Linked DNA regions of Homo sapiens: all the other regions are linked to region 3. Evidence: read pairs that join two places in POLR2A ChIA-PET (ENCODE). Cell type or tissue: MCF 10A. All regions are shown on one strand. Each heading gives the region's core, and the rest is flanking DNA. Links, peaks and the distances in the headings are about the cores only. Region 1 has its middle 50 kb from the start of SH2D6. Region 2 has its middle 31 kb from the start of SH2D6. Region 3 overlaps MAT2A (methionine adenosyltransferase 2A).

Region 1 (11,360 bases), core at 2,686-7,685, 77 kb after region 3:
TCTCAGCCCTGTGTCCATGGTCGCCAGGGGATCACCAAAAGTCCTGAGAGCTAACAGATGTGTGTGTGTGTGTGTGTGTGTGTGTGTGTGTGTGTGTATAGATGTGCTTTTTTTCTGGAAAGACAACCCAAAGTGTTGCTTAGATTCTCTACGTAGCGTCCACCAAAGATTGAGCACTAGTGATGTAAAAGTCACAGATGATTGATTTGAAGAGGGAGAAAACCCAAACTCATGACTGAACAGTAGTCCACCAGGAGGCTGGATATGCAGGGAGTGATACAGCTTTAGACAAGTAATGAAATCTCTTTGTTCATCTCTAATTTGGGGACGGTAATATTTGTATATCAACCTCAGTGGAAAGATGCATGTGAAAAAATGTTGTACCATCAAAATCTATACCAACATTAGTTACTAAAACTACAGGGAATTCAAGTTCCTGAGACCTTTGCACATGGGCCTCTGCCCACATTGCAGTGAGAGAGAAGGTATGAAGTCTCAGGCTGGTTTCTTGGAGTTCCCCATTCTCTTCACACTCGGGGTGATGGAACCCAGAGACAAGACAAGGTCTGGGCTCATCTCTTGGGCAGGGTAACACCTGCATGTTCACACATCAGTTGCTCTTGTCTTGTCTGGCGGGGGCCCGATTGGCAGCTTGGCTAGACTCCTGCCTAGAAATGGGATGGAATGGGAATAGGCCAGGACTTGTCACTTACTCCCACTAGAGCCCTTTCTCCAAATCTTTATATTCCCTCTTTTACCATAGGTAGCTTGTGAAAGTTACTTCAATACCTTTCCTATGGAAAACAGTAATCTTAGTTTCCCATGCTTCTTCCAGAGGCCTTGGAGTATTGGGCATTTTGTAAGGAAATTTGTACCGAGGCAGGGCTGGGTATGGTGAAGGGGCTGGGATCAGGACCTAGGCTTCCTTGGCCAACTGTTTTAACCAAGTAAGGTAAGAATGATCAATACCAGGTGGCCTATGAAAACTGGAGGCCGCCCCCCACCCCACCAAAGATTTCAGTTGAGGAGAAAGAGCTATAAAGCCATATGAGCTATATTTTAATAAAACATGAGCTTTATAGATAATAAGCTTAGGAAGATTTAGTTGGGTGAATTCCTAATAATACTTCCTCCAAGTTCTACGCCAGCTTTTGTTCTCAAATGCCAGGTGTGAATTTCTCAATGTAATGTCTTTATGAAACATGGCAAGTTTAAACATAACCATTCCACTACTGCTCTCCTCTGAATTCTGTTTTATGTTTTCAGAATGGTTAAAAACAAAGGAAGAATCTTTAAAAAAGTGTTTGTTAATCTCTCAATAACTTTCTACTTAATAGCTAGGAACTCGACCAAGCTATGTGATCTTTATAAAACCTTAGACTACTTGAGAGCTGGTAAGAAGATAAAGTTCAACAGATGTGAGTTTGGATTAGCTGGTGACCTAAAGGTTGGTAAGCTATTTAACATCTCTAAGCCTTTCTGTCCTCACTTGTAAAGGGGAATACGAAATTTATTCAGTAAATACGTTTTGAATGCTTGCCACATACCAGGCCCTGTTGTAGGCACCAGGGATACAAGGATAAACAAGACGAGCTTCCCGCTCTCATGGAACTGATCACAGAACATGAATATTCAACAAGAAATTACATAATTAATTGTAGTTTATGCCAACTGCAATAACAGCACCTACCCCAGCAGACGTTGTGAGGATTAAATGAGTCAATGTGCAGTCAGACACATTCAAAACTGTTGTCATAATACTATTTATAAAATCACATGGGCAATAGAGTCTTGCTAACAGTCCTAAATAGTATAAATGCATGTTGGGTATTAGATCCTCTTTTGTTTTTCACATATATTTAAATGGCAACTTGGTTGTGGGTCCCTTATAACAAATAGGAAGGCATGCTTTCCCTTGATGTTGGAGACACGGTCTTACCAACCTAAGGAAGGATGAAGCTGAACTTGTTTATTGCTGTCAAAAAGAGCAGTTCAGGCTGGGGGTACTGGCTCACACCTGTAATTCCAGCACTCTGGGAGGCTGAGGAGAGTGGATCACATGAGGTCACAAGTTCGAGACCAGCCTGGCCAACATGGTGAAAATACAAAAAATTAGCTAGGCGTGGTGGCAGGCATCTGTAATCCCAGCTACTCCGGAGACTGAGGCAGGAGAATTGCTTGAACCCGGGAGGTGGAGGTTGCAGTGAGCCAAGATCGCGCCACTGCACTCCAGCCTGGGTGGATGACAAGAGCGAAACTCCATCTCAAAAAAAAAAAAAAAAAAAAAGAACAATTTAGCATTGCCATTAACTGGATCAGCAATGCCTAACCCGTAAGTCTTGAGTCCTAGGGGAGTGGGGGGTTAGGGCACAGAGTCTTTGCCAAATGTTCCTAAATCCTTACATGTCCTAAGTATTGTCTGTAGAATGAAAATATCTTTTGCCTACATATGGACATTGTCATAATCTATGTAGCTGCTGATGGGATGAATACAGTATAGCTTCCTTTAAATGAGTCACTGAAGTTTTACTGTGCCCAGCATTTTTTCATTATGTATTTTCTCAGTCAAATCTTATCCTGGGCAGGCTGCAGTGGCTCATACCTGTAATCCCAGTACTGTGGGAGGTAGAAGCAGGAGGATTGCTTGAGACCAGGAGTTTGAGACTAGACTGGGCACTCAGTGAGACCCTATCTTTACAAAACAATATTAATAAAAAATAAACCAGACGTGGGGGCATGCACCTGTGGTCCCAGCTATTCGAGAAGCTGAGGCTGGAGGATCACTTGAGCCCAGGAGGCAGAGGCTGCAGTGAGCTACGATTGCACCACTGCACTTCAGCCTGGGTGACCGAGCAAGACTCTATCAGAAAAAAAAAAAAATTATCCTGCCTTTTCCTGGCTGAAACCCTTTAACAGTTCCTCATTTGTCTCAGGATAAAGTCCAAATTCCCTCCCAGGCACAACAAGACTCTGTTGACCTTTCCTGGCATAGTGCCTGCCCCACCTCCCTCCCACCCCCATCCCACCCCCATCCATCAAGTTCTGACATGAAGCCTCTTCCAGGCCGTGGCATAGAGCCCTGGGGCCCAATTCACATATGCGGGCATCAACAGACCCAGAGCTCCTGAATAGGAGAAATACCCACAGCTCTAGCAGGTGTCATGCCAGCTGAGGTGGCACCAGTCCACTGGGGCACCGGATGCGGGTGGGCCTCCCCTCACAGTAACTTCTTCCTCCAGTTGCCGTTGTATCAACCCTGCCTCGCCGCTGCCCCACCACCACTCCACAAGCCAGTTTCTGAATTAAAGCCATTTTCCTTTCAGGGGTTTTAAAAATAAGCAATCCTGGAAGTAATAAAGCTTCTTGATTATCAGTTTTCCATGGACTCGCTTTCTTCAGTGTTATTTGGAAACCCAAGGTCCATAATGCCAGTGCCTTCACAGGCTGTGTATGTGAATTATTTACCCCCTGGAGAAAGTCATAGACAGCTGCAGCGAGGGAGTGATAAAAGTATTTTTTGGCCGGGCACGGTGGCTCACACCTGTGATTCCAGCACTTTGGGAGGCCAAGATGGGCGGATCACCTGAGATCAGGAGTTCGAGACCAGCCTGGCCAACATGGCAAAACCCTGTCTCTACTAACGATACAAAAATTAGCCGGGCATGGTGGCAGGCACCTGTAATCCCAGCTCCTTGGGAGTCTGAGATAGGAGAATCGCTTGAACCCGGGACGTGGAGGTTGCAGTGAGCCAAGATCATGGCCACCGCACTCCAGCCTGGGTGACAAGAGCAAAACTCCATTTCAAAAACAAACAAGCAAACCAAAAAATGCCGGGCACAGTGGCTCACAACTGTAATCCCTGCCCTTTGGGAGTCTGAGGTGGGCAGATCACTTGAAGTCAGGAGTTCAAGACCAGCCTGGCCAACATGGTGAAACCCCGTCTCTACTAAAAATACAAAAATCAGCTGGGCGTGGTGGCAGGAGCCTATAATCCCAGCTACCTGGGAGGCTGAGGCACGAGAATCACTTGAACCCGAGAAGCAGAGGTTGCAGTGAGCTGAGATGACACCACTGCACTCTAGCTTGGGCGACAGAACAAAACACTGTCTCAAAAAAAAAAAAAGTAGTTTATTTTTTACTCTTCTCCTCACCTTAAAACTCTCCAAAAATGAAAAAGAGAAACAACTCCATCTTTTAAAAGATGAGGAAAAAAGAGAGTAATCACTCCAGTTATTAGTTTGAAATATTGTTCCAACAAAAGAATATACTTAACATGTATGTAGTTTCACTAATAACAAAAATGAAAACATGTACCTATTAACCAGCTTTAAGAAAATAGAAGCCGGGCTTGGTGGTGTGCTCCTGTAGTTCCAGCTACTTGGGAGGCTGAGGTGGGAGGATCCCTTAAGTCTGGGAGTTCAAGGCCAGCTTGAGCAACATAGCAACACCCTGTCTCAAAATAAAAGAAAATGGAATTTAACTGGTGACTTTGAAGACTGCTTTGTGCCCCTCCTCAGTCACCTCTTCCTCTCCCTCCTGTGATAACCACCATCCTGAATTTGACTTAATAATAATTCCCTTCTTTTCCTGAGTGTTATTCTTCGTGTATATTTTCCCACACAATATGTTTCAGTTCCAGGGAACTTTTGCATTTTATATAAATGAAATCATTCAGTCAAGTATATAGTCTTCTGTGACTAACTTTTTTCACTTAACTGTGTTTTTAAGACTCAACTGCGGCCGGGTGTGATGGCACGCTGCCTGTAATCCCAGCACTTTGAGAGGCCGAGGCAGGCAGATCACTTGACATCAGGAGTTCAAGACCAGCCTGGCCAATGTGGTGAAATTCCATCTCTACCAAAAATACAAAAATTAGCCGGGCATGGTGGCGTGCACTTGTTATCGCAGCTACTCGGGAGGCTGATGCAGGAGAATCGATTGTTACAGTGAGCCGAGATTGCGTCACTGCACTCCAGCCTGGAGGACAGAGTGAGACTCTGCCCCCCCCACACACACACATACACACACACCCAACTACTACCATGTGCAGTGATAGTTTCACTCATTTTCACTGAAGAATTGTGTTCGATGATATGAGTATGTGACGTATTTACTCATCCTCCTGGTGACAGTCATTTGCATGTTTTCAGCTTTTTGCTATTACAGACAGTGCTGAACATTCCTGTACCTGTCTTTAGCTTCAAAGGCTAGGTGGCGGCACAATTCCAAACTGCCACGTATAGATAAGGGCACTGCTCTGGAAGGCCCAACTTAACGATCCATTGTTTAGAACCACAAAAGGCAAGCAGCTGGAATGACTCCAGAGAAGTCAGCTCCACCCTGCAGGCTGCAGGGAGTGGGAGAGGTGGAACTAACAGAGAAGTTATGTGTAGATCCATGTTAACCATCTATGTCTCAGCCTCCCAGCTGAGAAAACTGCTGCTGGAGAGGGAGCCAGAGGAGAGGGCCTGAGGGAACAGCAATCATTAGAAAGTCTATCTTAGAGTCTGTTGCTACACTGCCCTCCTACATCCTGAAAAGAAGGGATATGGCCCAAGACAGAGGAGAAAACACATTTGGTGATAGGTTGTTTGAAAAAAAAAGTCAGCTGAAAACTGTGGTCTGTTCCAGGTCACTTGCCTCATCTTTCTCTAGATTAATTTTTAACCAATAACTGGTCTCTTTCAAAGATGAGCAATGATCAGAAAGACCTTTGTATAATTAATGCAACTTCCAGTTAAACGAGGTGGTATTTTTATCCTCCCCCACCCAAAACCCTACTGAAAGGCCAGTGAAGGAATAGAAAGGGCCTATCCTCACCGTCACCCACGTGAGTCAGGAAACATCAGTAGCTGAGAGAAGCAACTAAGGTAGCAAAGCGCAGGAAGATATGGTTTGACACGTCTGCAGACTCCATGAAGGCACCAGAGACTGTGTGTAAGGTGGGGGTGGAAACAGCTGAATATTGAATTGCTAGATCATAGGCCCCTTCCTCCCCTCCTTAAAGCCAGGGTGACCACCAGCCTGAGCAGGAAACTGGGGATTCGGGCCTCGAAGGAACTAAATCCGAAAGGCTCTTGACTTGGGGACACAGACCTTAAGGGGGCCAGTAAATTATGTGGAATTAGAAACACAGGGATTAAGAGGAGGTCTGGCTGGGCACGGTGGCTCAAGCCTGTAATTCCAGCACTTTGGGAGGCCTAGGTGTGCAGATCACTTGAGGTCAGGAGTTCGAGACCAGCCTGACCAACAGTACAACCCCATCTCTACTAAAAATACAAAAATTAGCTGGGCGTGGTGCCACATGCCGGTGGTCCCAGCTACTTGGGAGGCTGAGGCAGGAGAATGGCTTGAGCCTGGGAGGCAGAGGTTGCGGTGAACCAAGGTCGCACCACTGCACTCCAGTCTGGGCAACAGAGTGAGACTCTGTCTCAAAAAAATTAAAATGAAAATGAAAATTGTGCAGCAGTTTGACTCCAATGATAAATTACTGTAAACAACAGAAATGTCCATGAATAGGGGATCGGATTAAACAAAATGTGATATATTGTGCCAATGGAATGCTACTTAAATAATGTGAGAGTAGTATATTTGATGACATAAAAACATGCATGGCATGTATGACATGAAGAAAGCAGATTACAAAATAGCATGTCAGACCAGGCACTCTGACTCACGCCTGTAATCCCAGCACTTTGGGAAGCTGAGGCAGGTGAATCGCTTGAGGTCAGGAGGTAGAGACCAGCCTGGCCAACATGGCAAAACCCCATCTCTACTAAAAATACAAGAATTAGCTGGGTGTGGTGGTGTGTGCCTGCAATCCCAGCTGCTCAGAAGACTGAGACATGAGAATTGCTTGAACCTGGGAGGCGCAGATTGCAGTGAGCCGAGATGGTGCCACTGCACTCCAGGCTGGGCAACAGAGTGAGACTCTGTCTCAAAAAAAAAAAAAAAATAGCATGTATATGGTAATCTCATTTTGTGAGGAAAAAATATGTATGTATCTGTCTGGAAGGCTAAATACCAAATGTTAACCATGGCAGGGAAAAAAGTAAATTTGTTCCCTGAATGGTGAAACTTCCATTCACTTTGCCCCTTCCTTCACTTTGCTCCTAGATCATAAGTGGTCCCCACCTGCTATAGTTTAAATGTGTCCCCCAAAGTTCATGTACTGGGATCTTGATTCCCAATGCAACAGTGTTGAGAGGTGGGATTTTTAAGAAGTGAGTAGGTCATGAGGGCTCTGTTCTCATGAATAAATTAATGCTATTATCTCAGGAATATGCTACTTATAAAAGGACAAGTTAGGTTCCCTTCCTGACGACTCTCTCTTGCTCTCTCTTGCCCTTCCACCTTCTGCCATGGGATGATGCCATAAGAAGACTCTCATCAAATTCTTAGCAGATGCCAGCACCATGCTCTTGGACTAGAACCAGGAGCCAATAACTTCTTGCTTTGTATAAATTACCCAGTCTTAGGTATTCTTTTATAGCAGCACAAAATGGACTAAGACACATAAGCAAAAAGCAAATGAAAAACATACATCAGAATAAGGATTACTTTGTGGAAAAGAGAATCCAGTAAATACTTTATGATTTCAAAGAATGTATAGATGATGAAAGATGAAAATGATAGAAGTACAGTGATATGATTTGGATCTGTGTCTCCAACAAATCCCATGTCAAATTGTAATTCCCAGTGTTGGAGGTAGGGCCTGGAGGGAGGTGATTGGATTATAGGGGCAAAATTCTCATGAATGGTTTGGAACCATTCCCTCAGAGCTCTTCTTGTGATAGTCAGTGAGTGAGTTATCATGAGATCTGGTTGTTTAAAAGTTTGTGGCACCTTTCCCCTTCTCTCTCTTCCTCTTGCTCCCACCATGTAAAATGTAAAATGCCTGCTTCCCCTTCGCCTTCCACCATGACTGAAAGCTCCCTGAGACCTCCCCAGAAGGCAAGCAGAAGCTGCCATGCTTCTTGTACAGCCTGCAGAACCAGGAGCCAGTTAAACCTCTTTTCTTTATAAATTACCCAGTCTCAGGTATTTCTTTACAGCAATGTGAGAACAGACTAATACATACAGTCATGTGCTGCATAACAATGTTTTTGATAAAAAATGGACTGCATATGTGATGATGATCCCGTAAGATTATAATAGACCTGAAAAATTCCTATTGCCTGGCACAGGATGTGGAGGTGGAAGACAGGGATATCAACGATCCTGACCCTGTGTAGGCCTAGGCTAATGTGGGTGTTTGTGTCTTAGTTGTTTTTGTTTGTTTGTTTGTTTTATGCAAGTTCTCACTGTGTCACCGCCCAGGCTAGAGTGCTCACTGCAACCTCAAATTCCTGGGCTCAAACGATGCTCCCACCTCAGCCTCCCAAAGTGCTGGGATTACAGGTGTGAGCCACCATGCCTGGTCACTTTTTTCTATTTTTAAAAAATTTATTTTTAAAAACTTTTGGGCTAGGCACAGTGGTGTGAGCCTGTAATCCCAACACTTTGGGATTACTCTTGAGCTCAGGAGTTTGAGACTAGCCTGGGCAACACAGTGAGACCTCATCTCTACAAAAAATAAGCAAGCTTAGCTAGGTGTGGTGGTGTGTGCCTATAGTCCCAAACTACTTGGGTGGCTAAAGTGAGAGGATTGCTTGAGCCCAGGAGGTCGAGGTTGTAGTGAGCCAATATTGAGCCACTGCACTCCAGCCTGAACAACAGAGGGAGAGCCTGTCTTAAAAAACAAAACAAAACCAAAAAAACAAAAAACTTTTGGCTAGGCGTGGTGGCTCATACCTGTAATCTCAGCACTTTGGGAGTCTGAGGCGAGAGGATCGCTTGAGCCTGGGAGTTCGAGACTAGCCTAGGCAACATAGCAAGACCTTATCTCTACAAAGAAAACTTTAAAAATTAGGCCAGCATGGCGGTACTCATCTGTACTCCTAGCCACTGGGTGGAAGGTAGAGGGCTGAGGTGGGTGGATCACCTGAGCCCGGGAGGTTGAGGCTGCAGCGAGCCCTGATAATGCGACTGCACTGAAGCCTGGATGACAGAGTGAGACCCTGTCTCAAAAAAGAAAAAAGAAGGCCAGGCGCTGTGGCTCATGCCTGTAATCCCAGCACTTTGGGAGGCCGAGGCGGGCGGATCACAAGGTCAGGAGTTCAAGACCAGCCTGACCAACATGGTGAAACCCCATCTCTACTAAAAATACCCAAATTAGCCGGGCATGGTGGCGCACACCTGTAATCCCAGCTACTCAGGAGGCTGAGGCAGTAGAATCGCTTGAACCGGAAGGTGGAGGATGCAGTGAGCCGAGATCGTGCCATTGTACTCCAGCCTGGGCTACAGAGGGAGACTCTGTCTCAAAAAAAAAAAAAAAAAGAAAAGAAAAGAGCTTATAAAATGAGGATAAAAAGAAAGAAAATATTTCTGTAAAGCTGTACGATGTGTTCGTATTTTAAGCTAAGTGTTATTACAAAAGAGTCAAAACATTTTTAAAAATTAAAAAGGGCCAGGTGTGGTGGCTCACGCCTGTAATCCCAGCACTTTGGGAGGCCAAGGCGGGCGGATCACGAGATAAGAAGTTCAATTCCAGCCTGGCCAAGATGGTGAAACCCCATCTCTACTAAAAGTACAAAAAATTAGCCGGGCGTGGTGGCAGGCACCTGTAATCCCAGCTATTCGGGAGGCTGAGGCAGAGAATTGCTTGAACTCGGGAGGCAGGGGTTGCAGTGAGCTGAGATCAAGCCACTGCACTCCAGCCTGGGCGACAGAGCGAGACTCTGTCTAAAAAAAAAAAAAATATGTGGGCCGGGCGCAGTGGCTCACGCCTGTAATCCCAATACTTTGGAAGGCTGAGGCGGGCGGATCGCCTGAGGTCAGGAGTTCGAGATTAGCCTGGCCAATTTGGCAAAACCCTGTCTCTACTAAAAATACAAAAATTAGTTGGGCATGATAGCGAGCACCTGTAATTCCAGCTACTTGGGAGGGTGAGGCAGGGAAATCGCTTGAACCCAGGAGGTGGAGGTTGCATCGAGCCAAGATCGTGCCACTGCACTCCCGCCTGGACAACAGAGAGAGACTCCGTCTCAAAAAAAAAAAAAAAAAAGAAAATGTGATCTCATTTTTTTGTACTGCTATCATGGGTATTTCCATTCTCTGTAAACTGTTTCTCTTTGTCGCCTACACATGGACACACACACAATCTTTCATTCTCATTTTTATCTGTATATTTACATAGAAACATCTGGAATGATAGTCACTAAATGTCAACAGTGAATTATTCTGAGTGGAGGAATTTAGATCAAATTTATTTTATTTTTGTTTTTTACTTTTTTTCTTGAAAAATTTTGGTATGCTTCAAATTTTTATAATACAGTAAAAGTTCAATAACTATGTGTAGACCAGACACATAGACCAACACTGTGGTTATGTATAGAATAAGCCAGATTATTAGATTTTCTGGTTTATTCTGTATCAATCTATTGCTATTCCAAGGTATCAGAATTTCACAAATATATGTGTAATGTACTTCATTAATATGTTTGTAGCCTTATGAATATGATTTAAGTAACATCTATACTATAATAGTATGTTCTAGTTGAATGATATTGTAAATATAATTGGCTGTAGTAAAAACACACGAATAATTCAATACCTGAAAACACAATGTATAATGCAGATTATAATTTGGTATATAACAGTAGATGCACTACCTGTGTGGAGTTTATTTGAAAAGTGAAACAAATGCATTGCAGGAGATTTGTGGGCAGCACAGCCTCTATCTTTGAAGAGATATATTTATAAACGATTTAGAAAAACTACTGTATTTGTGACAAACTGAAATTTCCTTTTATTATCAAGAACTTTCACAGTATGCATAATAACTTAACTTAAATTTCTGTACTGCTTAAAACTTAACCAAAATAGGCCAGGCGCAGTGGTTCATGCCTGTAATCCCACCCAGCACTTTGGGAGGCCGAGGTGGGCACTCACCTGAGGTCAGGAGTTCGAGGCCAGCCTGGCCAACATGGTGAAACCCCATCTCTACTACAAGTACAAAAATTAGCCAGGCATGGTGGTGCATGCCTATAGTCCCAGCTACTCGAGAGGCTGAGGCAGTAGAATAGCTTGAACTCAGGAGGCGGAGGTTGCAGTGAGCCGAGATCGTGCCATTGCACTCCAGCCTGGGTGACAGAGCGAAACTCCATCTCAAAAAAAAAAAACTGAAAAAAAAATTTAACCAGAATGGTTACTCCATAATAAAAATAAATTTTACTTATTGACACACCCACTCAAAATTTGTTTTAAAACTACTACAGTGGATGCTACCAGCTGAATGTAATTCCATCATATAAATGTAT
Region 2 (11,360 bases), core at 3,516-8,515, 97 kb after region 3:
TGCTGCTGCTCATTCTTTGGGTCCGTGCCACCTTTAAGAGCTGTAACACTCACAGTGAAGGTCCACGGCTTCATTATTGAAATCAGCGAGACCACGAACCCATCAGAAGGAACCAACTCCAGACACACTGGGAGAGACCAACCCTCTTTGTTTCCTCTGGCCAAAGCCTGCCTGTCTTTCTATGCCCATATACATGCCTTTACTTCCTTCCTGTTGGGATTAGAAGATTAGAACCCAGGATTTGTGACTAGTGGCCAGGTTATAATTTTTTTTTTTTTTTTGAAACTGAGTCTTGCTCTGTCATCCAGGCGGGAGTGCAGTGGCATGAACATGGCTCACTGCAGCCTCGACTTCCTGGGGTCAAGTGATCCTCCTGCTTCAGCATTCCATGTAGCTGGGACCACAGGCATCCACTACCATGCCTGGCTAATTTTTTTTTTTTTTTTTTTTTGAGACGGAATCTCGCTCTGTTGCCCAGGGTGGAGTGCAGTCGCACGATCTTGGTTCACTGCAATCTCTGCCTCCTGGGTTCGAGCAATTCTCCTGCCTTAGCCTCCCGAGTAGCTGGGACTGCAGGCGTGCGCCACCACTCCCGGCTAATTTTTGTATTTTTATTAGAGACGGGGTTTCGCCGTATTGGCCAGGGTGGTCTTGAACTCCTGACTTCATGATCCGCCCACCTCAGCCTCCTAAAGTGCTGGGATTACAGGCATGAGCCACCACGCCTGGCCTCCTTCCTGCTTTCTAAACATTCTTTCTTGTTTTCTAGGCTGAACATGTATTATGTTATAATTATAGGATGAACATAAACCTTTCCGAAGAATGAATTGCCGCTAAGGAGAGGCTGAAGGGCAGGGTGCGGGACAGGAAGGTGACTGTTGAGAACATCTGGGAGGGGAGCCATTGACTAGTGTTGGCCTTGGGTGGACGGGGACGGGGAGGTGGAAAGCTCTGTGGCTTCATGCCATGTTTAATTCAGACCTGGGCTTGAACCCCAGCTTTGCCTTTGCTCCTTAATCTGTGACCTTGGGAAAATTAGTTAACACTGAGTTTCAACATTTACTAAATTATGTGGCCTTAGGAAACTAATCTAGCCTCTTTAAGCCTCATCCATTCAACAGTTTTAGTATCTAGGAAATGTTAAATCAAGTTTAATCTAAAGCTGCCTCCTTACATTTTTTCTTATTTATTTATTTATTTATTTATTTATTTATTTATTTATTTATTTGAGACAGAGTCTCATTCTGTTGCCCAGGCTGGAGTGCAATGGCGTGATCTTGGTTCACTGTAACCTCTGCCTCCCGGGTTCAAGTAATTCTCCTGCCTCAGCCTCCCAAGTAGCTGGGATTACAGGTGCACACCACCACACCCGGCTAAATTTTGTATTTTCAGTAGAGATGCGGTTTCACCATGTTGGCCAGGCTGGTCTTTAACTCCTGACCTCAGGTGATCCACTTGCCTCGGCCTCCCAAAGTGCTGAGATTACAAGCATGAGCCACCGCGCCTGGCCTCCTTATATATTTTAAGTTTGGCCTAAAGGTTTCTCTGTACATCATGAACTACAGCCTAAATGGAAGCGTAAACAGACTGTAATCTACTCTTGGGCCAATCACCGAGTTTTGGCCATTCAAATGTGGCCAACTGTTCAAACTGTGTTCAAATAAGGCAAACGCAAAACTGCAACCAATCCAGCTGTTTCTGTAACTCGCTTCCGTTTGCTGTATGTCTCTTTCCTTTTTCTGTCCATAAATCTTCTTCCACCATGTGGCTACACTGCAGTCTGTGGGCCTACTCTGGCTCAGGAGGCTGCCTGATTTGGGAATCATTCTTTGCTCAGCTTTTACATTTAATTCAGCTGAAGCTTTTCTTTTAACAGGAACTATGTACCAGACACTGTTCTACCTGCTAGGCTCTAGCAGGAAATAATTCAGGCAAATTCTTCATCTTCATGGAGTTTTTATAGTTTAGAGAGGAGAGGGACATAATAAATAGCCAAGAAGAAGTATAGTGACTCGTGCCTGTAATCCCAGCACTTTGGGAGGCTAAGGCAGAAGAATCACTCGAGCCCAGGCATTTAAAACCAGTCTGGGCAATATAGTGAGACCCCCCCCAATCTCAACAAAAAATTAAAAATTTAGCCAGGCATGGTGGCACACACCTGTAGTTCCATTTACTCAGGATGCTGAGGATGGAGGATGGTTTGAGCCTGGGAGATTTAGGCTGCAGTGAGCCATGATCCCACCACTGCACTCCAGCCTGAGCAACAGAGCATAAGACCCTGTCTCAGGGAAAAAAAAAAAAAAAAAAAAAAGGCCAGGTGCAGTGGCTCACACCTGTAATCTTAGAACTTTGGGAGGCCAAGGTGAGCGGATCACTTGAGGTCAGGACTTCAAGACCAGATTGGTCAATATGGCAAAACCCCATCTCTACTAAAAATACAAAAGTTAGCCAGGCATTGTGGCAGATGCCTGTAATCCCAGGTACTCAGGAGGCTGAGGCAGGAGAATTGCTTGAACCCGGGAGGTGGAAGTTGCAGTGAGCCGAGGTCGCAGCACTGCACTCCAGCCTGAGGGACGGAGTGAGACTTCTTTGCCCCTATCCAGCGGGAAGTAGCTAGAGTGATCATCGCCCAATTCAGGAAATTCGGAAATTTGTGATATTTTATTTTTATATATGTGCACTCATGTGCACACACACACACACATACACACATATATGATATGAAAAAAATGCAGAGGAGGAATCTAGAATGTGGAGTGTGGGAAGATTTCCTCGTCTTAAAGTAGTGTGGGGAGGCCTCACTGAGGGGTGACATCTGAGCAGAGACCAGAAGGAAATAGAACAGCCAGCTTTGTGAGTGTTTTGGGGGAGAGAATTCCAGGCTGAGAAGACAGCAATACACTCAAGGCAAGAGTGGGCTTGCAGTGTCTGAGGCCAGTGTGGCAGGGGTCAAGGGAAAAGTCAGTGGCAGGAAATGGAGCCAGGGAGGTGGCAGTGGGCCAGATCACACAAGGCCTGGTAGGCTGTGGTCAAGACTTCAGTGGCTAGGATTAGTGGCAGCAGGGCCAGTGGTGGGTATATTTTGAAGGTAGAGCCAACAGGGTTTGCTGATTTTTTTTTTTTCTTTTTTGAGACAGGGTCTTGCTCTATCACTCAGGTTAGAGTGCAGTGGTTGCAATCTTAGCTCACTACAGCCTCGACCTCCTGGGCTCAGGTGATCCTCCCACCTCAGCCCCCCTAGTAGCTGGGTGTACATGCAAGCACCACCATGCCCGGCTAATTTTTGTATTTTTTGTAGAGACGGGGTTTTGCCATGTTGGCCAAGCTGGCCTTGAACTCCTGTACTCAAGTGATCCTCCCGCCTCGGCCTTCCAAAGTGCTGGGATTACAGGCAGGAGCCACCACGTCTAGCCTTGCTGGTTATTAATGTCGATCGTGAGTAAATGAAACAGGTCAAGGAAGAGTCCTTTGTCTGGTTTTGGTCTGAGCATGGAGAAGGTGAAGGTATCGTTTACTGAGTTTGGTAAGGCTGCAGAAGGAGCAGGTCTAGGGTAAAAATAAAAGTTTAATTTTGGATATTGTGCCAGCTGTGTCTATTAGACACCCAGGTCAAGGTGTTGATTAGGCAGTTGGATATTCAAACCCAGAGTTCAGGGGACAGGTCAGGGCTGGAGATACAAATTTGGGAGAGGTCAGCATAGAGAGATTGATCTTAAAGCCATGAGCCTGGATGAGGTCACCTGGAGTGTGAACAAGGACAGAGAAGAGAAGGACTGACTCCTGCGGCCGTGCAGTATTTTGACACCAGGAAAATGAAGAGAAACCAGAAATATACATGGGGGAGGAGGGGCCAGTGACATAAAAGAAGGTCCAAGAAAGGGTGGTGTCTCAGAGGCCAAGTAAGGATGTGTTTAATAAACATGATCCCAGCCAGGCATGGTGGAGCACACCTGTAATCCCAGCTACTTGGGAGGCTTAGGCTGGAGGGTCACTCGAGCCCAGGAGCTCAAGGCCAGCCCGGGCTACATAGTAAGATCCTGTCTCTAAAAAAATAAAATGTGAACCCTTGTGTTTCTGTTTCTAGTGTTGTTGATAGACTGAATTCATGCTATAGGTGGGTGATTCTGCAAGCACTTTGTTAGCAGTTACTCTGGAGGCCTGGTGTCATTATGGATATATTAAAGAAAGGCTGCCCTTTTTTTTTTTTTTTTTGAGAGACAGGATCTCACTCTGTTGCCCAGGCTGGAGTGCAGTGGCATGATCACGACTCACTGCAGCCTCCACTTTCCAGGTTCAAGTGATCCTTCTGCCTCAGCCTCCTGGGTAGCTGGGATTACAGGCTCACACCAGCACAGCTGATTAATTTTTTTTTTATTTACTTTTATCTTTTTTTTTTTTTTAATGAAATGGGGTCTTGCTATGTTTCCCAGGCCTGTCTTGAACTCCTGAGGTCAAGCAATCTGCCTTCCTTGGCCTTCCAAAGCACTGGCATTACAGGTGTCAGCCACCACTTCCGGCCATTAATATTTAAAAATTTTTTTTGTTGAGATGGGGTATCTATGTTGCTCAGGCTGGTCTCAAACTCTTGGGCTCAAGCGATCCTCCTGCCTCAGTGTCCCAAAGTGCTGGGATTACAGGCATGAGCCACTGTACCTGACAGAGGCTGCCATTTTTAGTGGCCAATCCATCCAGTGTAATCCAGCAGTCTTCTTCTTCCCCCTCACACAGCCACCTGCAGTGAAAATCGGGAGGGAACAGGCAATGAGGGTGCCGTGGGGAGCAGCACTTGGCAGGAGACCATGGATGGAATTCCAGGTAGGCAGGTGGGGCCTGACAGCCACAGTAGAGCTTTGGTCTCTGGGGAGCCTGGTGAGTGTCAGGTGAGACCCTGGCCCTTCAGTACAGTGACACTTTGGGCAGAATGAGGAAGCAGGAAGGGGTCCCAGGTGTTAGAACAGATGAGTTCTTTGGTGAGTACACAAATTTTCAGGTGGTAGAAACACCAAATGGAGCCTCCAGATCCCTTCTTTGTGACCCATGGCCTGTCACACCATAGATTAGCCATCCCCTCACCCTTCTCCATCCTTGGGAATCCCCTCTCTGATTCCAGCCCCATGACTTGACCTGTTCTTCTCCCTCCAGCAGCACGGGCTTCTGATCCTCTCAAGTCAGAGCCCCTCTGGTTCATGGGTCCCTTCCCGGAGTCTCTCACCCCAGTGGTGTCCTCAGATCCACCCTAGAACTGAGCCTGGTTTCACAAAACAGCCGTGGCAGCTACTTTCTGTCCTCTGAAATAAATAAAAGTCTCCTCTTGTCCCTGTTGCATTACTAATCAGCCACAGCTCATACCCTCTGAAGCCTTCTTATTATCCTGCTTCCTGAGAACCTGATTCTTCTAGGCACTCTGTGATGTTTAGAGAGATACCTGCTTTATTTTATTTATTTTTATTTTTATTTTTATCGTGACGGAGTCTGGCTCTGTTGCTCAGGCTGGAGTGCAGTGGTGTGATCTCAGCTCACTGCAACCTCTGCCTCCCAGGTTCAAGCAATTCTCCTGCTTCAGCCTCCCAAGTAGCTGGGATTACAGGCATGTACCACCATGCCTGGCTAATTTTTTTTATTTTTTTTTTGTATTTTTATTAGAGATGGGGTTTCACCATGTTGGCCAGGCTGGTCTCGAACTCCTGACCTCAGGTAATCTACCTTCCTTGGCCGCCCAAAGTGCTGGGATCACAGGCGTGAGCCACTGTGCCCAGCCAAGCCCTGCTTTACTAAAGTTAGCTTTTACGTCAAAGACAGAATGTGAAGATATAATAGATGAGGGCTCATCTCAGAAAATCCCCACGGATCATAGAGGTGGGGTGAGAAGGAACTGGAAGGAGGAGGGGATCGCAGGAGGAGTCACCCTTTCAGCTAGAGAACTGTGCATTTTCCATGTCACGCAGGGACAGTCTCTTTTTGTCATCCTGTTGTAATGTGCAACACTCTGTTCAGTTCATGGCCAAGGAACAGAATGTCTCACCACAGGAGGCCTCACCCCCAGGGAGCCAACCCACGGCCTTGGTCTTCTGAGCAGGGGCATTAACAGAGCCAACTGCACGAAAAAGAACTCATGAGGCACAGGGCCCGTGGGCCAGTGGGTCTGGTGGCCAGGGATGTGTGTGTGTGTCCTGGGAGAAACCGCAGGGCCTCGGGGTGCCCTTGGAAGAACAGCAGACCCCTTCCCTCTCTCACTGCATTCAGCCAGCATCCTCAGCCACTGCTGAGGGGCTGTTCTAGGGCCCAGCTCGAAATCCAGCTCATAAGAGACGACCCAAGAAGAAGAGTCCTTGACCCTCTTCTTGAGATCTCCATAGACAAGTTGTGGTGAGATATTTAAGAACTCAAGGTCATTTACAAAGCAAAGAGAAGATAATAGGGAAGTGGGGCAATGATATGAAAAACTGAGGGTGCCCCAGTTAGCTGTGACCTTGAGTCTTCTTAATTCTTGGATCCTCAACTTTCCTAAGAAACAAGGAGGAAAATACCATCTGTTCTTCGCTTCTGCCTTGGGCGTCCAGTGGGGTAACAGGTGGAGGGCTGTGAGGGGAGAGAGAACTGGAGCGGGGGCCTGTGATGGGAAGAGCCTGTCTCTGGTCATTGCCTTTTGGTTCTCAAGGAATGTTCAAAGCAGAGGAGTTTGTCCTTCCTCATCCCAAGCATAAGAGTTAAGCGAGTTGTGACCTTGCCGTGTGAGCTCAGATAATAAAAAAATTCAGTGGTTAATGAAGCCTTATCTTTGGAAAGACATACAAAAGACTGGTAGCACTGCTTGCCCCTGGAGGGTGGAGAACGGGGCAGCTGAGCCATAGGTGCATGGGGGGAGAATTGTTTTTCTCTGTATTATACTCTTTTGCACTTTTTAAATGTAATACAATGTGATTGTAATATCTAGTAACAAATAAAGAGAATTCAAACTTAAAAGTGATTCAAGTGAGCCAGGCGCGGTGGCTCATTCCTGTAATCCCAGCACTTTGGGTGGCTGAGGTGGGCCAATGACCTGAGGTCAGGAGTTCAAGACCAGGCTAGCCAACATGGTGAAACCCTGTCTCTACTAAAAATACAAAAATTAGCTGGGCATGGTGGCGGGCACCTGCAATCTCGGCTACTCGGGAGGCTGAGGCACAAGAATCACTTGAACTCGGGAGGCGGAGGCTGCAATGAGCTAAGATCATGCCACTGCGCTCCAGCCTGGGCAGAAAGTGAAACTCCGTCTCAAAAAAAAAAAAAAAAAGAAAAAAGTGATTCAAGTAATTCAAGGTTCTAGGAATTGGTTCAGGGTTGGGGCAGAGTCAGGAGTTAAACTTTATTCTTTTTTTTTTTTTTGAGATGGAGTTTCGCTCATGTTGCCCAGGCTGGAGTGCAATGGTGCGATCTCAGCTCACCACAACCTCCACCTTCTGGGTTCAAGCGATTCTCCTTCCTCACCCTCCCAAGTAGCTGGGATTACAGGCAAGTGCCACCACTCCTGGCTAATTATGTATGTTTAGTAGAGACAGGGTTTCACCATGTTGGTCAGGCTGGTCTCCAACCCCCAACCTCAGGTGATCCACCTGCCTCGGCCTCCCAAAGTGCTGGGATTACAGGCGTGAGCCACCACGCCCAGCTAAACTTTATTCTTTAGATCTCCTCTCAGTGAAAGGACAGGAGAGTAGAAGGAGGACTTGGAGTGCTCAGCAGGCTGGGCCTCCTCATCGCTCTTTCCAGCGAGCCCTTGCCTACACTGCAGGCCTCCCTGCCAGGCCTAAGTCTGGGAGAGGTGGGTGCAGTTGGCACAGCCTGTGCCTGCCCTCCAGCGCAGGACACCATGTTCTTGCCTGCCCATGAGTCCAGCTGCCTGAGCTCACCAGCAGCAGTAGTTGCATATGCTGCAAGAGCCGCTGGGAGGGTTGGCCGGGAGTCATGAAGGTGGGTGCGTGGTCCCCCAGAGACGGTCAGACTGGGTTGAGGACAAAGGGCAGGCCCCAGATACAATGGGCAGACTGGAAAGGCCTTGTTCAATCCTGGCATCAGCGAGGAGTCCAGTGATGGCCACGGCCACTGGTCCTTGGCCAGAACTGGAGGAGCCGGTCCTGTAGCCAGCCTCAATCCCCAGGCAACAGACCCAATCCTACCGATGCCAGCCTGAGCTCAGCAGGACAGTTGAGTATTGTCTAAGCAAACAGCTATGGTAAAGGGAGGCACAGCTCCAGTGCTCCAGGTACCCTCCCTGCTCCTCAGCCTGTCTCCAGTCCCTCCCAGACAGCTGTGGCTCTGGCATGCAACTACCCTAAATCCACAAGTCCTGGTCTCCCAGCCTCCTACATCTACCACTGCCCATGGGAAACACTGTTCTCTGCTCCCTGTCCCAGCTGGTGTCCTGTGACAGTCGAGCATGTGGCAGGAAGCCTGCCTCCTGCTCAGTGCGTGTGTATGGGGCAGGACTAAAGTAGCAGGAGGATATGGGAAGACCCTGTGGTGTGACTCCTGGTGCTGCCACTTCAGCTCCCTGGGCCTCAGTTTCTCCACCTAGGGCCTCCCTACGTTGCAGCATCGTCACTAGGATCCCTCAAAACACTAATCGCAAGAGCACTTTGTAAGATGAGGCATGCATTTGATATGCGTCGAGTTATTATTTGTCACATTCTCATTACAGAGCTCTTAGTAAGTAGATGCTGAATGAATCCTGGTCCTGAGCTGATGACACCTGAGGGCTGTTGAAGAGTGACAGGCCCCAGCCTTCCTACATTGGGCCTGCATGTCCAGTAAAAGGGGAGAGCCAGAGGAGGAAAGTCCATCTTCTCACGGGATAAGAAGGTCTGGAGACTTCCCAGGGGCTGTCTGACCTCTCCCGGAAGAGGAAGTGGGCTGGTGTGGACAGACCCTGAGGGGCAGAGCCCGCAGGGAGCCCTGCCCCTCTATTCCACTGCAGAGGTCCCTGGAGGCGGGGCTGTGGTCCCCGCACTGCTCTTAGGCTGCCCATGCAGAGGTGCGGGGTTGACTCAGAGATGCTCAGAAATGACCTGGAAATGGAGGGTCTGAGGAGCTCCAGGCTGCCCCGTTCCTCCTTGCCACCCTCTCCCTGATAGCAACAGGCAAGGCCAGGAGGCTTCTGGGAACCTGCTGCCTAATTCCCACCCCATCCCCCAAGCAAGGCCTGCTTCCAGATCCTTAGGTGGCCCTCCTACGCTTTCAGAAGGAATAGAGCTGGACCCTAGGAGGCTGAGGCAGAGGGGGCATGAACAGATGCATTTTCAAGGGCATACCAGGTGCAAGAGGCTCTGGGTGCTGGGGACAGGCTGAGCTCACCCACCCCTGGCCTTGCATCAGCTGCAGGGCTGGCTGCCAGGCCCTGGGAATTAGGCAGCAGGCTCCCAGGAGCCTCCCAGCCTTGTCTGTTGTTATCAGGAAGAGGGTGGCAAGGAGGAGCAGGCCAGCCTGGAGCTCCTCAGCCCCTCCATTTCCAGGTCACCCAGCTGTCCCAGCTCCCAGCTTCCCAGGCAGTGAACATTCTGTGCAATCAAGGGCAGGCACAGCCTAGGGCCTGGGAGATCACCCAGCCTGCCCAAGGCCTCTTTGCTGGAAGCCTTCCTAAGTTTGTGGACATCTCCCAGGCTGATCTGGGAACTGTGGGGCTGGTTTCTCTCTGGCCATGACATCACTGCTTTAAAAACAATCTTCCAGCTGGGTGCAGTGCCTCATGCCTGTAATCCCAACACTTTGGGAGGCCAAGGCAAGAGGATTGCTTGAGGCCAAGAAGTTCGAGACCCACCTGAACAACATAGTGAGATTCTGTCTCTACAAAATATTTAAAAAACAACCAGACATGGTGGTGTGCCCTATAGTCTCAGCTACTCAAGAAGCTGAGGCAGGAGGATTGCTTGAGCCAGGAGTTCAAGGCTGTAGTGAGTCATGATTGCAGTACTGCACTCTGGTCTGGGCAAGAGAAACCTCGTCTCTAAAAAATTAAATATAAAAATGAGCCCCCAGCAACAGCTGCAGGTGCCGCAGATGCAAGCTGACAGTGTATGAGAGAGGCTTCCAAAGTGGCCATGGATTATTGCCATTGCATCTCAGGGCTGAAGGTGACAGGAGGTTCGCAGGTGAGACACCTGGCTCAGTTGTTCTCCCTGGGACCCAGCCCCAGTGTTTGGAATTGCCTGGTACCTTCTTTATCTCCGGATCCTCTTGGGGTGCAAAAGTGGATGTACCCTGGGAAGAAAAGTGTGTTCTGAGCATGAGGGCTGCTATCTGGGATGTCCTGAGAGCAGAGCTGAGGTCTACAGGCAAAGGAAGGGAGACCGGAGAAGGGACTGGAGCAGAAAGCAGGCGGGGGAGCAGGAACACGGGCTCATGGGAGCCTGGGGCCCTTGTCCTGGTCAGTCCTAACTTAGTGCTCTGGCCTCGGTTTCCCAATCTCTCTTCCTTGATTCCTTCCCACAGGCAGGACTTTCCCTTAGCTGAGGAGCTGCTAGAGGAAAAATGGAGTTACCCTCTCCCCTCCATTCACAGACTGCTCTCCCCTCCGTGGGCCTTAATTTCCTCATCTATAATGTGAGGAGACAGGACAAGGCAGTCTCAGAGCCCAGCAGCTCAGATGTCCTAGGAATCTATGCTATTATGACTCAGCCAGAACCTCCCTCTCTTTCAATGCTCTTTCCCCACCCAGCCCCTACCCTGGTGCCTGTTGTGCTTTTGCTCCTCATCTCCCACCTTCTGTCCCTCCAACTTCCCGGCTGCATGGAAGCTGGGCAAATCCACATTAGAATGTCTGAAACCCATGTTTGACTTTTATCCACTGTATCTCCTGGGAATCCAGAGTGCATGGTGGAGGGGCACTTCTCCCCAGAGGACACTTAGGAGGGCACACCTGGTGGAGCTAAGTAGAAGGGCTGGTGGGGGGCATCGGGGAGAGGGTGCTGGGGTGAGTAGGGTGGGAGTTGGGAGGCAGCCCAGGCTGTGAGAGAGGCATAGTCCCAGGCAGTAGGAATACTGGAGTTGGAAAGGCCCTTAGGGATCCTTGAGGCCAACCACCCTGCCCGTCTCACCCCATTTTAAAGATGAGTAAACTGAGGCCCAGCAAAATCAAGTGACTTGAAAGAATATATATACACACATATATATGCGTATATATGTGTGTGTGTGTGTGTGTGTGTATATATATATATATATATTTTTGAGATGGAGTTTCACTCTTGTTGCCCAGGCTGGAGTGCAGTGGCATGATCTCAGCTCACTGCAACCTCTGCCTCCCAGGTTCAAGCGATTCTCATGCCTCAGCCTCCCAAGTAGCTAGGATTACAGGTGCCCACCACCATGCCCAGCTAATTTTTTGTATTTTT
Region 3 (7,682 bases), core at 732-5,731:
GGTGCCGTGGCTCACGCCTGTAATCCCAGCATTTTGGGAGGCTGAGGTGGGCAGATCACTTGAGGCCAGGAGTTCGAGACCAGCCTGGCCAACATGGCAAAACCCCTTCTCTACTAAAAATACAAAAATTAGCCAGACGTGGTGGTGGGTGCCTGTAATCCAACTACCCAGGAGGCTGAGGCATGAGAATCGCTTGGGCCCAGGAGGTGGAGGTTGCAGTGAGCCGAGATCGAGCCACTGCACTCCTGGGCAACAGAGCAAGACTTCGTCTCAAAATAAATAAATAAAGTGGCTCTTGGGGAAAAGCAATTTAATGTACCACGATGAATAGCTAACTGTTCCCAAGTGTTTGCTATGTGCAACACACCGCGTGAGCAGTGTTACCTGCATTATTACATTAGGCTGAGAGGTAAAATAATTTGCCCGAAGACATACAGCTAGTGACGAATGGACTGATGGTTTGAACTTAACGTCTATTTGACTTAAGGTCCTGCACCCTGCCACTTGTAATTTTCAGAATCACTGATAATCTGAAATAATGCAGCTTAAAACATGTTTTCTTAATTAAAAGTATAATTGGATGGTGGTCAGGTTGTAAATGCACACAAAGTAATTTATCTTCATTGCAATTTTGGTTCCTTCTTTGTTCCTATTATCTATATACACCCAGTGTTTCACTAGCAGTTATGAGAGCAGTCAGAATAGCAGCATCAAAGTTAAATAAGGAAATCTAGATGATTGCTAGATTTTCTCTAAAAATAAGCTTAGTATTTGGTATTATTCTAGCCTTTGGTGAGCAGAAGGGGAGGTAAAGTAAGAATTAACTAAATTTAGTAAGGGATTAGGGAATGCTTAGACATTTTGTAGGTTGGGGTATACAAGGGTAACTCAGGAAGCTCCTCAGTTCAGTGAAAATTCAAAGGGTTGGCACTGAGCTAGGAAGCGAGAATGCAGGGTTATGAAAAAGGATCCCTGCTTTGGGAGCTCATGGACTTGTAGCAGAGACCGGTAGTAAATTGGCAGTCTCAGTAACTTCTGTAAATGATTGCATCTCTTTGCAGGCTTCTCTTCCCATACTCTCCCCCACTCCTCCTTGGACAGTGTTCCGGGGGTTCTTTCCTAAGCAACTGCTTTTTCAGTATACATACTTCAGATGATTGTGTCTACTCCAGGATTTCCAACGATGCTAGGTTTCTTTCCTGTGCCCTAGACGTATAGGTCTAAGTTCCACCTGGATATCCCACAGGGCTATCAAGCTCAGTTCATCCTAAACAGAACTTACATTCATCCCCAACTCAGACTTCCTTATTCTTTATTATTGAATGGCAGCTCTGTACCTTAGCCAAGCTGTTATCTCTAGGTCATCAGCCTTGACTCTTCCTTTTTCCTTGCATTTCTTAAAATTGCCAAGTCCCATCAATTTTACCTCCTGGATACCTCTTGAATCTATTTTTTTTTAAAGACAGGGTTTCACTCTATCACCCAGGCTGGAGTTCAGTGGCACAATCTTGGCTTACTGCAGCCACCACCTCCTGGGTTTAAACGATTCTTCCACTTCAGCCTCCCATGTAGCTGGGACTACAGGTGCCCACCACCACGCCCAACTAATTTTTGTATTTTTAGTAGAGACATGGTTTCCCACATTGGCCAGGCTGGTCTCAAACTCATGACCTTAAGTATCCACCTGCCTTGGCCTCCCAAAGGGCTGGGATTACAGGTGTGAGCCACCGTGCCCAGCCAAATCTGTTTTCATTACTACCTATATCTGTATTTTCAACCTTTGTATTAGCATCTAGTTAGGGATAGACCAGGACAGGGCCGACATGTTAGTTGTCAAGCAGATTGCCACCCTCCCCCACCACTGAGGAGGCCAAATGGAGTTTGGTGGAAAATCTCTAATTCATTCAAGGTATTATATGGGCAAGCAATGGCTGTGGCACAGGGTCCCCTGATTACTTTGTAAGAATGGGTGGGAGGGATGCTGATTTTCAATCCTTTTGCAGATCTTCTCTCATAGTAACACAATAGAAGATACTTTGCCACTATGTTGTTTGCCAAACTCACTGTACCTACTTGACTGGTAACAAAAGTCCCAAGAGTTACTTGGGAGAAGACACTTGAAAAAGTATTTTTCTAAATATGGGCAAGGATGCTGCCCTTCCCCAAACTGTTAGTATACCACCTCTCTGACCAATTTTCCCAAGGAAGATATTGGGGTAGGGTGAGGTGTAAAGAAAAAGTGGTCATGTAAATACTGGTAATAAAAGCTGTTCAGTGGGGTAGAGTTGGGTTGCAACTGTAGCCATTCTAAAAATGGGCTATCAATGTCCTTTTAGCCAAAAGACTTTAGTATACATCCTCCTCATTCTACCCTCAGGATTTGGATCTTTGCCCCTGATGGGTATCCATCCCCTTTGAAACTTTAGAAAGGCAGGTTATATACAGAATGTTCAACCTAAAGACATTTCCTTAAGTCATACTTTCATGCTTTCTAAACTATAATCACCCTTATCATCCCCTGCTGTTATGCTTTCCCTCTGCTCCCTGTGGCCTAATGTTCCTCCACCACCTTATTAACCTTCAGGATACTTTTCCCCTAGGCTGGGCAGGACAACACTATCCCCTTGGTCCACAAGCTCCCTCAAGGTTGGGGAATCTTTGTTTACTTAGCAAATACTGAACATAACCTTAAAGCGGTTACTTTTGAAAACTTCTCATGCTATTCTACCAACTTGGAGGCACCTATCCATGCTCATTCCCCTAATGTAGCCAATATGGTTATCTGCAATGTATTGGCATCTAAAAACTCCCTTATGAAACTGCCAGACTTGTTCTGGAACATTTCAATTACATGCAAAATTCAGGTTCTCAAGTTGGAACAAGTCTAATTGACACACCTGCATAGGTTTTAACCTTGCCCTCCCCCTACTTCCCAACAGATTTCCAAGTTTTTTGAGAAGGAACCTTGCTCTGGCCCAGGCTGGAGTGCAATGGCGCCATCTCGGCTCACTGCAACCTCTGCCTCCTGGGTTCAAGTGATTCTCCAGCCTCCTGAGTAGCTGGGATTACAAGCACCTGCCACCACACCCAGCTTTTTTGTATTTTTGGTAGAGACGGGGTTTCAGTTTGCCAGGCTGGTATCAAACCGTGACCTCAGGTGATCCACCCGCATTAGCCTCCCAAAGTGCTGGGATTACAGGTGTAAGCTACCATACCCAGATTTCCACGGCTTTTTTTTTAAGTCTCACTCTGTTACCCTGGCCGGAGTGTGGTGGCACGATTTCAGCTCACTGCAAGCTCCACCTCCCGGGTTCACGCCATTCTCCTGCCTCGGCCTCCTGAGTAGCTGGGACTACAGGTGCCTGGCTAACTTTTTTATATTTTTAGTAGAGACAGGGTTTCACTGTGTTAGCCAGGATGGTCTCGTGATCTGCATGCCTTGGCCTCCCAAAGTGCTAGGATTATAGGCTCACGCCTATATTACTATATAGTGGCCTATATTACAGGCCACTCCGCCTGGCCTCCAAATTTCCAAGTTTTTAAGTCTCCATGCAAACAGGCATAAGCAAGCACTCCTTGGCTCTACATTTGCAGGACAAGCTGGACCACCATTCAGATGTTGGTAGAAATGTAATCCAAGTGGCTATTCTCTATGCATGTAGCTCCTAGGTTCAAGAGCAGTGTGGTCTGCGGATTTTCTACACAACCTGCCATAAATGAAATTTAAGCCTTTGGAAATTTATAGCATTTTCAGCTAATTTGCATTATTTATCTCTGCAAGATATTGACTAGAAATCACGTTTCAGAACTTCTCAGATGAAAACATCATACAACCCTTAAAACTAAGCTCATAATTTAAAAATGTATGCAGATTAATAGGCTTAAATTGCCAGGACTTTAGATAGACATTACCACTTCCAGGTTAATACTTTTAGCGGTTTTTATGCCTTCAATGGTTTGAAGCCCTCAACCTTAGTTGAAAACTTAAAAATGGCATTGAATGGCTGCTGCAATAAGGACACATGAATTTTGGCTTAAGTGGACTAGGAGGACTAAATCTTGCTTAGGCTTTTAAAAAATGCCCACCCACTGGGTCTAGGGATTGAGGTTATTTTCCTGAATTATGGCTAATTATGGATTACAATTCAAGGTTAAAGATACACATATAGTATTCTCAGGTTATTCATATGATAGCATTTTTTAAGAGCCAAAGTCTCAGTCACCCAGGCTGGAGTGCAGTGGCTTGATAATGGTTCGCTACAGCCTCCAACTTCTATGTTAAAGTGATCCTCCTACCTCAGCCTTTCAAAGTGTTGGGATTATAGGCACGTACCTATGGCCCCAAAGCACTTTAACAAATGAGTAACAGACACAGTTAAGGTAGAACCTAGCATTTTATTTAGATCTTCATTAAACTGTTGGAATTGAGAACCAGACATACGTAATAAACCTCCAAAAATAGATCCTGAAAGGCACTTTCTGCTTAGGGCAAGCAGTCATGGAATAAGCATGTAAACAAGCTGGCTTCTCTGTACCACACCAGCCAAGTCAGCTTTCTCCATGGCCAGCCGCACCAGCTCTGCCCTCCCTTCTGTTAACACCAGCCAGACCCCCTGTAGGTCTAACCCAAGGTTTTTCTGTAGGACACCTTGGCCTACCTGGGAATGCTGGAAACATGTTGTTAAAGGAATCATGGTGTTGAGAGAAAAAAAAAAAATCTTTTAAAAGCTGCCATCTGAGGTGATGGCTTCTCTGTACTTACGCCATACCCCAGAATACAATAAATAAGCAATTAGAAAACGTTCAAGTATGAAGGGATTTCCTCCTCCCCGCCAAAAGCACTGCTCTCTGAAGGAAGCTGGTTTCTCTGTAGCTACACCAGCTGTTCAGAAAGCTCATTGGACCTGGTTTTGAAAATAAAACAAAGTTAAAACCCTGGGAGGAGTTATTGTGCAGTGTGGAGTACTCAGGCTTTCTTATAAAGAAAAAAAAAAGTTATCTGGTACCAAAGTGTGCAACCTACAGACCCTCAGGTACTGCCCTGTGACTTCTCTGTATGACATCACAAGGCTGCCAAGTGCCTGTTTTTCTAGAACTAGGAGTTGGTGAGGTTTGGCTAGTGCTGAAACCATGCATAGGATTGGTTTACTAAATTAAAACCTTATTACGTACGTCCTCCAAAAGACAGCTGAAAGTGGAGAGATTTTGATTTGGTGCTGTTAGAGGTGGCAATTAAGAGCATAAGCACCAGGGAGATGGTTTAATGGTAACTGCCTTTTTTGATGTCAGGCTGGAGCTCCAACTGGGAACTTGCGTTACATGCAAGATTGATTGGATAGGGAACACTCCCTGACAAAGAGCTACATAATTAGAAATGGATCAAGTTACAGGGAGGATAAGGGGAAGGCTTCACATTCATAATAGAGCTCAAGACATTACAAATTCATGCTGACAGGGCTGTGGCATTGCCAGACAGAGGCTATAAGTGGAACTACAAGTACTTTACGTGCACATCACAAGGACATTTTCAGCATCTGGTGGGGAAAGTCAATGCAATTATGACTTTGGAGCGTTGGGTGATAGGGCACAAAGGTTCAATTTCAAAGCATTATTTACTACAGTGTTGTTTCTAGGCAGTTACATGGATCACCTATGCTCACTAAATTCATTATAATGGTGAACAAAACACCTAGGGACAGAATAGCAAGCCCAACTTACAGTCCCCCACAAAAGCTAAAATTCATGTCATTGACTAGAGTGACTGCAACTGGTCAGGAGCTGAAAGAGGACAGGAAAATTTAGGAAGGAGGGCCCTTTCCCTCAGAGCTTGAAGGCTTCTCTGTAGCCTACGCCAACAAGTCTGGGGAAAAAAGGCTAACACTTTCAATATTTAAGCTTTTTGGGCACTTCCCATGGGAAGCTGTCCCTACCAAAGTGGCCATAGGCTGCAGTCCTCTGATAAATTGGCTTCTTCAGATCCAGATCCCTGGAATATACAAGTCCGTAACTTAATATGTAGCATTAAATTAAAATAAAGCAAAACAATCAGCAAGACTCATTTTCAAGAGCTCTGGCAAATGAGTTCTCTGGGATATGCTAGGAAAAAAATTTGTGGCAAAAGTGTTACTTCCCTGGTGTCCAAACTCCTTGCACAGTCCTTATTAGTAACTATAGTTGTTTTTCCGTCCCTGGCTCAACAAATACGAAAACTTGTCATTATTCTGAGAAATTTCAATTGTCAAAAAGCTCACCTGAGATCACACAATACTTACCAAGGTCCCGCCGCCCACACCCTACCATGGTTTTTACATTGCAACAAACCTTGAGCAACCCACTTTATCTCTATTTTCTTAACACCCTTAAGTAGAAGAGCACAAAGCTCAAATATCAAATCTGGAACATTCTCTAGAGTGGTTAGCCTAAGCCATGGAGCACCGTAATTTTAAATTTCTCAAATAACTAAGTCTTCACTAAGGCAGCAGTTCAAAACTGTTCCAGGAATTAAAATATATTCCCATTTGAGGAGTCTTCCTTCACACCTTCACCTCCTCAGCCTTAAGTATATACACACACACCCAACACCCTCAATACTTGACTAGCAACAGGCTTTACCATCTTTACCTGACAATGACCCCAGGGCGGAGATCGAAATTCTTCTTCACAATCTCTAATAGCTCTCTCTCACTCTTCTGAGAGGTACCATAATGGAAAATGGAGATAGATAATGGATGAGAAACTCCAATAGCATAAGAGACCTAAAAGGATTCAAATGTCGTAAGAATCAGTGATTGCAAAGACCCATATACTTGTATAATACGTTGGTATAAAACAAGTAGTTAAGTAGATTACTACTAAATACCCTCCCACTTACATGACTTTTAATCGTTCGTTATATAAAGAGTGTATACCTGAACAAGAACCCTCCGGCACAGACCTCCTTTAACAAGGGATTTTGCCACCCAACGAGCAGCATAAGCAGCTGAACGGTCGACCTTGGTATAATCCTTTCCTGAAAAGGCACCTCCTCCATGAGCACCCCAACCGCCATAAGTGTCCACAATGATTTTGCGTCCAGTCAAACCAGCATCACCCTGAAATTACAGGATTTAAGTTACTTTACGCCTAGTGCTTTCCAAGTGGATTAGGTTGCCTATTCTGAATTCATTCAGCAAATATCCTCCGATGATTCACATGTAGGTTTCAGAAAGCCTGAAAAAAATGTAGTAGCCAAAATTTTAAGTAACCATCAAAAATCCAGAAAAATGCAACAAAATGACATTACCTGAGGCCCACCAATAACAAATCTGCCACTTGGCTGTAGGTGGTAGATTGTATCCTCATCAAGGTATTTCGCAGGCACAACTGCTTTGATGACTTTCTCCTTTAGGGCATCCCTCATTTCATCAAGACAAACCTCTTCATCATGCTGAACAGATATAACAATTGTGTGGACTCTGATGGGAAGCACAGCACCTCGATCCTGCATATACTGCACAGTAACCTTGAAGGCAACACAGGTCATCAGAACATCACACCAAACAATAACTTTGTATTTGTTTCTCTACCTGAAGTTACAATATAGGAAAACAAATGCTATTTTTTCCAGTTAGCTATTATCAAAATTATGGATCTTCTGTGCTGATGTAATAAATGAGACAACCAAGCTTTATGATCATCACTTA

What was found. Peaks named below come from ENCODE experiments on the same cell type or tissue, not always from the same donor. Only the 100,000 strongest peaks of a DNase experiment are listed, where the experiment ranks them.
Region 1: POLR2A ChIA-PET joins it to region 3 with 7 read pairs; 23 of 35 experiments call an interaction of 5 or more read pairs at or near these places.
Region 2: POLR2A ChIA-PET joins it to region 3 with 6 read pairs; 33 of 35 experiments call an interaction of 5 or more read pairs at or near these places.

What each region holds. Positions count from the first base shown.
Region 1 is chr2:85,462,806-85,474,165 of GRCh38, reverse strand. No RefSeq gene overlaps it. Among named protein-coding and RNA genes, the nearest start is that of SH2D6, 50 kb to the right of the region's middle. In MCF 10A, for the core only: no CTCF peak of the experiment used is centred there; DNase peaks (open chromatin) are centred at 3,005 and 5,305.
Region 2 is chr2:85,444,082-85,455,441 of GRCh38, reverse strand. No RefSeq gene overlaps it. Among named protein-coding and RNA genes, the nearest start is that of SH2D6, 31 kb to the right of the region's middle. RefSeq lists enhancers at 1-398, 8,000-8,650, 8,651-9,300. In MCF 10A, for the core only: no CTCF peak of the experiment used is centred there; no DNase peak of the experiment used is centred there.
Region 3 is chr2:85,541,974-85,549,655 of GRCh38, reverse strand. It overlaps MAT2A (methionine adenosyltransferase 2A), which reads right to left. Exons shown (of 9, transcript NM_005911.6): 6 at 7,283-7,501; 7 at 6,909-7,091; 8 at 6,622-6,755; 9 at 4,375-5,986. The coding sequence ends at 5,884. It overlaps GGCX (gamma-glutamyl carboxylase), which reads left to right. Exons shown (of 15, transcript NM_000821.7): 15 at 1-4,936. Among named protein-coding and RNA genes, the nearest start is that of MAT2A, 6.6 kb to the right of the region's middle. In MCF 10A, for the core only: no CTCF peak of the experiment used is centred there; a DNase peak (open chromatin) is centred at 2,825.